Linked DNA regions of Mus musculus: all the other regions are linked to region 2. A link is a loop called in an ENCODE intact Hi-C map of the cell type or tissue named here. Cell type or tissue: left cerebral cortex. All regions are shown on one strand.

The links. Peaks named below come from ENCODE experiments on the same cell type or tissue, not always from the same donor. Only the 100,000 strongest peaks of a DNase experiment are listed, where the experiment ranks them.
Region 1: a loop joins it to region 2, with 4 times the contacts of the local background. A loop is called at or near these places in 6 of 42 quality-filtered maps.
Region 3: it touches region 2 in a loop (2.9-fold over the local background); 7 of 42 quality-filtered maps call a loop at or near these places.

The regions. Positions count from the first base shown.
Region 1 is chr4:41,216,537-41,219,036 of GRCm38, forward strand. It overlaps Ubap2 (ubiquitin-associated protein 2), which reads right to left. Exons shown (of 29, transcript NM_026872.1): 10 at 1,775-1,827; 11 at 30-97. Among named protein-coding and RNA genes, the nearest start is that of Gm24837, 6.2 kb to the left of the region's middle. In left cerebral cortex, no CTCF peak of the experiment used is centred here; no DNase peak of the experiment used is centred here.
Region 2 is chr4:40,995,792-40,998,291 of GRCm38, forward strand. It overlaps Nfx1 (nuclear transcription factor, X-box binding 1), which reads left to right. Exons shown (of 24, transcript NM_023739.3): 10 at 1,024-1,121. Among named protein-coding and RNA genes, the nearest start is that of Mir3094, 3.3 kb to the left of the region's middle. In left cerebral cortex, no CTCF peak of the experiment used is centred here; a DNase peak (open chromatin) is centred at 1,176.
Region 3 is chr4:40,750,974-40,753,473 of GRCm38, forward strand. It overlaps Smu1 (smu-1 suppressor of mec-8 and unc-52 homolog (C. elegans)), which reads right to left. Exons shown (of 12, transcript NM_021535.4): 5 at 952-1,080. Among named protein-coding and RNA genes, the nearest start is that of Smu1, 5.7 kb to the right of the region's middle. In left cerebral cortex, no CTCF peak of the experiment used is centred here; no DNase peak of the experiment used is centred here.

The DNA.
Region 1 (2,500 bases), 220 kb after region 2:
AAAAAAGACAAAGCAGCAAAAGCCTTTACCTGTGCCCAGGTGTGACATGGTTCTCTGCTGGAGCAGATGAAGCAGTGAATACCTTTGTTTCAGAGAGCTGTATGGAAAGTTAGGAGAAAAAAACCTTTACTCTCTGTTTGCACAATACAAACCCAAAGCATGTTTGACTGGGGTCCTTCAGGCATCATTATGGTCACCAGAGGGTTAAGTTTAAAGGACTGAAACATACAAAACCATCCCAGAATCTCCCCAGGCAATGGAGCCTCAGCTCAGTACACCTGCAGGAGTGTCCTCACATGACAGAGACCAGCCTCCAACTCCTAGCCTTAGTCGGCCATTTTTGGCGACACCAGAGAGCAACAGGAGTGCTGAAAAACAGTGAATTTAGGGAAAGTGGGTGCTTTGGTGTCTTCTATTTCGTTAATTGATTAGTAATCTTTATTTCATTTTAAAGTCAGAGGCTTATTTTTTTTTACGTAAATATTTGCCTGCCGCTCAGTTCTTTCTGCACCAATAAATGATTTTAAAAAAATGTTTAAATCTTGACTTAGGTTTAGTATCGTCAACATTTTTCAGAGCTCACAGATAGGTACTCTTTTATAATTATCAATATTGGAAAAACCTCACCCAAATATATAGAATAAAATGGCAGATGGGATACTTTAGAAATTGTTGGAAAGAGTATTGTAATTCCAAGGCAAAATTAACCATTTTTATGAACTACTGAGCAATTGAAACAGGAAGATAGCCCAGAGAGAGTTATATCCTAAGGAGGTTTCCATGCTGAGAAGGACATCGTTATTTTCATGGTAAACCTTTACTGTTCATATGACAACAGAATTGTACTTACAGTGAACAGACTGCAATTCATGACACTTGGCAGCCCCTAGCCTGAGCCAGCAATGTTTGTGGTCTGTGTTCAGAAGCAAGGCTGCACAGCAGCCACGGGCATGTTACACATTTAGTCTTGGGTCCCTCGTACTCAGAAGCCTTAACTGTCACACTTGTCACAGCTCATAACCACGTACCGGGTCCCACTAACACACAATTTATGGTGCTCAGGCCTACAAACTATTTACTAATTTTAAAAGATTCATTCTCATTCCCATACAGTTGCTAACACTCATCGCTAACCAACTCCAGCTCCAGAGGATCTAACGTCTTTTCTGGCCTCTGTTGGTACAAGCGTAGCACACTTAGAAAGGAAAAATATAAAATATATGGTTCAAGTATTAAAGGGGTGCCAGGAAGTGACATGGAGCTGAATCCTATGTTCTAGGAGATAGCAGATTAAGAGATTTTAGGGGCAAGATCCTATCCAGTTAGGTTTAGATCCAGACATGCTGGCAAGCACCTTTAATCCCAGGCAACAGGCAAGCAGAGTTCAAGGCCATTATCTTTAAATATAAAAAATCTGGGTGTGGCAGAATGTGCCTTTAACCCAGCACCCTGGAGGCAGAGGATCTCTGAGTTCAACCAGTTTGGTTTGAGTTCCAGGACAGCCAGGGCCATATATAAACAGAGTCTCAACAAACAAACAAAAACCTAAAAATACCAATTTCTTTCTAAGATCCATGTGCTAGGAAAAAAAAAAGAAAAAAACAACAAACACAACAACAACAAAAACCCAACTACTTGAGAAGCAAGAGACAGAAGCCAAAAGAACTAAAAGGTAAGATGATGAAGTAAGTGGTCGGGCCTTTTGTGAAGCAGGGATGCTGTGACACAGCAAGAAGAAGGGGAAGAAAGGTCTGAACTGATGCCAAACACTTACATCTTCAGTCCAGTCTTCTGTTGTCCACTCTTCCACAGAATTCTTCCAGGCACCTGACGGAACAAGAGACGATACAGCACAAAGTCAGCCATAACGCTAACGACTTAATGATTCTGTGTATTTACTTGACAATCCAAGAAACATAATTTCTTTACATCTAGTTCTGACAAAAATCAAATGTTTCTATATAAAATATCCCTAACTATATATCCTTAAATCATACTTCCCAAACAGCAATTTTAAAAATATTTTAGCAATTCTGCTGTTAAGAAAACATACAAACATGCTAAAGATGAACACAATCGCCAGGCGTGGTGGCGCACGCCTTTAGTCCTAGCACTTGGGAGGCAGAGGCAGGTAGATTTCTGAGTTCCAGGCCAGCCTGGTCTACAGAGTGAGTTCCAGGACAGCCAGGGCTACACAGAGAAACCCTGTCTCGAAAAACCAAAAAACAAACCAAAACAAACCAAACAAACAAAAACAAAAAACCCAAAACAAACAAACAAAAAAGATAAATACAATTAATGATTTACTCCGTCTGATGCATATTATTAGAAATTAAATACTATAATATGATGAGATACACATTCAATCCCAGCAGTTAGGAGGGAGCTCTGTGAGTTCAAGGCCAACCCGGTATATATATATTTCTGGGATAGTAAGGGCTATGTAGGGAGACCCTGCTTGTCTCAAACAAACAAATAAAATGGAATACCAGGGCAAGAT
Region 2 (2,500 bases):
TTAAAAAGGAGAGAACTGACTCAGTCCTACAAGTTGTCCTCAGACATTGCATGCATACACACAAAATAAATGGTGGCACACACCTTTATTCCCAACACAGGAACCAGAGGCAGGCAGGGTTTCTGTGAGTTCAAGGCCAACTAGGTCTATTACATACATTGACATGTGTGCATATCACACACAATAAGTATAAATTAATTGGCTTGGCTTGTGTCAGGATCTCACTATGTAGCTCTTGACTGTCCTAGAGCTCACTCTCTCCAACTTCATACTCAGAGATCTGCCTGCTTCTGCTTCCCTGGGTGCCGGGACTAAAGGTGTGTGCCATTCTACCTGGCTTGATAGATAGGATAAATGTATACTAGTAAAATTAATATAAGCGCGACACTGATGTGGACTGGCAGTGTAACTCCTCAGTAGAGCAGTTGCTTAGCATGCACAGTTCCCTGAGCTTGGCTTTCAGTGCTGCAAACATGAAAACAACTACGGTTGTCCTTTCATGAGCCTCTGAAAGACGACTTGTCCTGGGCCTGGGATAGTGGTACATACATGTAATCCCAGCATGCAGGCCAAGAGGCGAGAAGATTATGACTTTGAGGCCATCTTGGACTACATAATAATACCCTGTCTCAAGAAAGGGAAACAAAAAAAGTATTTGTCCTAAATCTAGTTATCAGGTGAATGCAGGCTGTTCGTGGCTGCGTAGAGAGCAGCCCCAATTGATGGAACTATGGATTGTGCCTTCAGAATTGTCTGCGATCCCCAGATAACTTTCAGAGCCTAGAGCATTTCATCAAAGTCATCACAATTAAATTTTAGGGAGATCTGAATGTAATGTAAAGATGTGGGACCTAAAGCAAAGGCCGGGAAGTCTGTGCTTTCCCTCAGCAGGCAACATGCTAGTGCCCAGCCTGCTGGGTGGAGGGAAGCTGAGGATGAGGACACAGCGTTGGTAGTGAATTTGGAAATACCAGGATCAGTCAGTGCAGTTGTCACTCCCCACTCTGTCCCTTTTTATTACAGATTTCATCCACACCTGTGAAAAGCTTTGCCATGAAGGAGACTGTGGGCCGTGCTCTCGCACATCAGTCATTTCCTGCAGATGCTCCTTCAGAACAAAGGTAAGGCTAGAACTGTTTAACATGGTGATTGTGAGAGAGGAGGAACCAAAATAATCCAGCTTTACTCCAGTGTATGACTCACTGAGTTCCCCCAGTGGAGCATCTGGAGGGTTGCTCACCCCAAGTATACATGTGAAGAAAGAAACAGCACTACTGTGATTTAGCCACATGGGAACTGGGCACAGCCTACAAAACTCCTCAATTGAGAGTTTAGGCAACTACTAATATGGCCAACATGACCACTTAATCCTCATCTGAGCTGAAGGCCAGTGGGCCCAGGACCACTTACAACGTGATAATTTGGTAGCCTGAATTCACTGAAAACTATCACAGTTGTGATTGCAGGAAAGGACAGAGATTAGAATTAGTCGATTGAAAAAACATGTAGGAAAGATCCAAGAAAAGAGCAAATGCTCCATTTGTCCTTCCTCTATGACCTTCTCGGGTCTGTGTGTGATAATATAGAGAGAATATTCCAGCCAGGAAGGTTCACAAAAGCCTGTGTGTTTAGAATGTATATTGTCATCCTGGTATGGCCTACAAAGCCAATGTCAGTCTCTCCAGACTTTGGTAGCTACTGTGTGACCAAAGCCTCAAGCCTAAAACTGTCCAGTGTGGCCAGCCTGCTTCTATGTCATATGCTTAAGACTACCCTGTTGACACAAGCCATAGAATAACAGTGTTACTCAACTAAACAGTCCCTTTTGAGAGACAAGTGCAGAGGCCAGGATTCAGGTTCAGATTCTAATTTCAGCCCTAGATAGTGATTGGGCATCTGACTGTCGCTCTGAAGTTGGGCTTTAGTGCCCATTTCTGTTTCTAACCAGAAGAGGCATGACGTCTTCTATGGCTGTCTTGGGAGGGAGTCTTCTAAGTAATGATCTGTCCTGTTGTTCTACCAGGAGGTCATTTCAGTTCATGGCAGGACTTCCTCTAAAGAACATAGGCTAGGATGAAGACAGACCTTAACAGTTGATTCTTTTTGTTAAAGTAGTTAAGGTCTGAACAACAACTGATTCCTAGGTTATTTGGAAGATGTAATAGTTTAATGGATAAGCTTCAGAATAAAAGAAAAAAAAAGGAAGCATAGTATAGTGATTACTTTGATGGCCATTGTGTGAAGCTTACGGGATATTTATACTAAAAGCCACAGTGTACGTGGCTGGAGCAATGGCTGAAGGAGCTGAGGGTGTAGCTTAGTGATAAAGCATGTGCTTATCGTATAAGGAACACCCCCAGAAAAAAACCAGTCAATGATCACCAATTTTGTAAGGCCCACAGGTGCTCTTAGGGACTTTTGAACAAGAGTTGCAAGTAGGGTAAGAAACAAGCTATACAGATAACTGCTGTGTGCTTGTATTTCTCTCCAGCAGTCCCGT
Region 3 (2,500 bases), 240 kb before region 2:
ATGCATGCGTATACATGTTCACGCAGGTGCACTCATCCGTGCACACACACTCGGAGGCTAGAGGTCAGTATCAGGGGTCTTGTGCCTCTCTCACTGAACCTGGAGCTCCCATGTTCTGCTAGAAAGGCTGGCTAGCAAGCCCACACTATCTGCCATTCTGCCCCACCTCGAGGCTACCACACGCAGGCTGTAACTCAATTGTATGTGGGGCTGGGAGTCCAAACTCAGGTCCTTGTCTGTGCACAGCAAGCATTTGATCCACTGAGCCATCTCCTTATCCCCATAATATGCAGCAGTTTCTTAATGCACTGACTTCAATACAAGCACAAAATTACAGAAGCTATATTTTTAGAATATAATTTTTAGAATATAAAAAAGATGCTAACATTAGCAAGCATACCTCTAATTCTGGGAACTGAACTACTCGATTGTGCCTTTTCTCAAAAAAGTATCCAAAACAACTCAAGGTGAGGGGATGTAGCTCAGTGGTATGTTGAGGTTCTAGGTCTAATCTCTGGCATGAACTCACACAGTAACCAAATAAGCCACTAAATAAAATTATTTCCCTTAACATCACAAGTCAACTTTATAACCCTGACTAGCCCTTTCCCTGAGATGCAGCAGACTAAGCACAAATGTTTAACAGGCCATGTAGGTAGACAGTTCATATAGCCCAAGATTTAACCAAAGAGTGGACGATTTCTCTAAATATAGGATTATGGGCTGGATGTCAAATATGTATCTACTTGTATACAATTCACATCCAGCACTGCCAAGCTACTGCAGTACCCAAAAATGGGCACCAAGAGAACCCTGAAGACCATCAGAGCTCTCGTTCCTGGAACCCAAGCTCCTAAGGTAGGACCTGGCTCTATACATAATGGGTACTCAACAACTGATCACCAACTGTTCCAAGTCTAAGGTATTCCGATACCTGAAGGTATTCCCCACCTTAATATGCCTGCTCAACTGTGTTGGAAACTTCTCTTCTTCCACATCTTTGACAGCTGCCTTGCCTCGAAACAAATCGATGGTCATACCAGGAGGAAGCAATCCCTGGTGCTGCTGCCACTTCAATGCCTGTGAAAAAGGAAAGAATCAATCTGCTTAGAAGCTTTGAAGAGCCAGTAAAAGCATGCCTGAAAGAATGAGGTCTGAGAAAATTAATAAGCTTTCTGGTCACACCACCTTTAACCATCCAAACACAATCTATGTTCAGTGTGGGCAAAAGCATGGACTTCTCTTGGAAGACTGACAGGAGAAGTCTACTATCTCACACCATTACTTCATTATTATTATTATTATTTCCTTCTATTATAAACAAAAATGTGGAAAGCAGAAATTCCCCAGAGTTCCAATACTCAAAGCCAGCCACTAATAACATTTTACATACTCCTTTCTAGTCATTTTCCTCTCACATCATAGTTTTTCAATTGCTCTATTAATAATTATACTATCTACTAAGTTTATATTGTCTTCACCTTATATTAAGACATACTTTAATATGCCAGCCCTATATGTATTAGGAATTGCAAAACTATCATTTTAATGGCTGTAAAATATACTGTTTGCTGGAAGTTTCTGTTTACCTTATCAATATACTTAGTGAATATTTGCACTGCTTCCAACTTGTCAACTTATCTAGTGAATGTTACCCTGAACACATCTAGACAAGGGTGTTTTGCACTCCTGATGGTTAGTTTTGCCACCTTGTCACACAAAGCAATCATCAGCAAAGACTGGCCTGTAGGCAGAGCTGAGGATATTTTCTTGATTAACAATTGATATAAAGGCCCAGCCCACTGTGGGCAGTACCATCCCTGAGCAGATGGTCCCAGGGGGTATAAGAAAGCAAGAGGAGCAAGACATGGAAATGCAGACAATAAGCAGCATATTAACTAGCTTCTGCTATAGTTCCTGCCTCCACATTCCTGCTTTGAGCTTTTAGCCTGACTTTCCTAGAATGTACAATGAAACAAATCCTTTCCTCCCTAAGTTGCCTCTATCTCCCAAGTGCTGGTATTTGTGCACACATGTGCATACATGCAAACAGACACATGCACACACACATGTACTCACAGCAACACCACAAATATGTATTTTCTTCATGTCAGAAAATAAAATATGCCTCACTATTGGTTTCGGTGGGAACAAACCTATGATCTCATGCACAAGAAGCAAGCAGGTTGTCCCACTAACCAAGCTACAGGCCCAGCTTGACAAGACCAGAAAGCTGGGAGGAGGAGGATGGATTTTATGGTACATGAGCATTATCCCAAGCTCCCCAGCAGAGGTCCAACATAATTCTAAAGATGCTAGAGCGTACATCCCGGAAGCCTAGTTTGCTGTTCTAGGAGAAAAGGAAGAGTGCATGGCGCAGCTACTGAGCAGTCAGCTTTATAGGCAGGCTCTACTCCCAACCTCTGTCACGTCCTTAGCTCAAAAATATGCCTTATACATAGGAACCAGTACCAGAATTGAGGGTAATTTCACCTCTCCA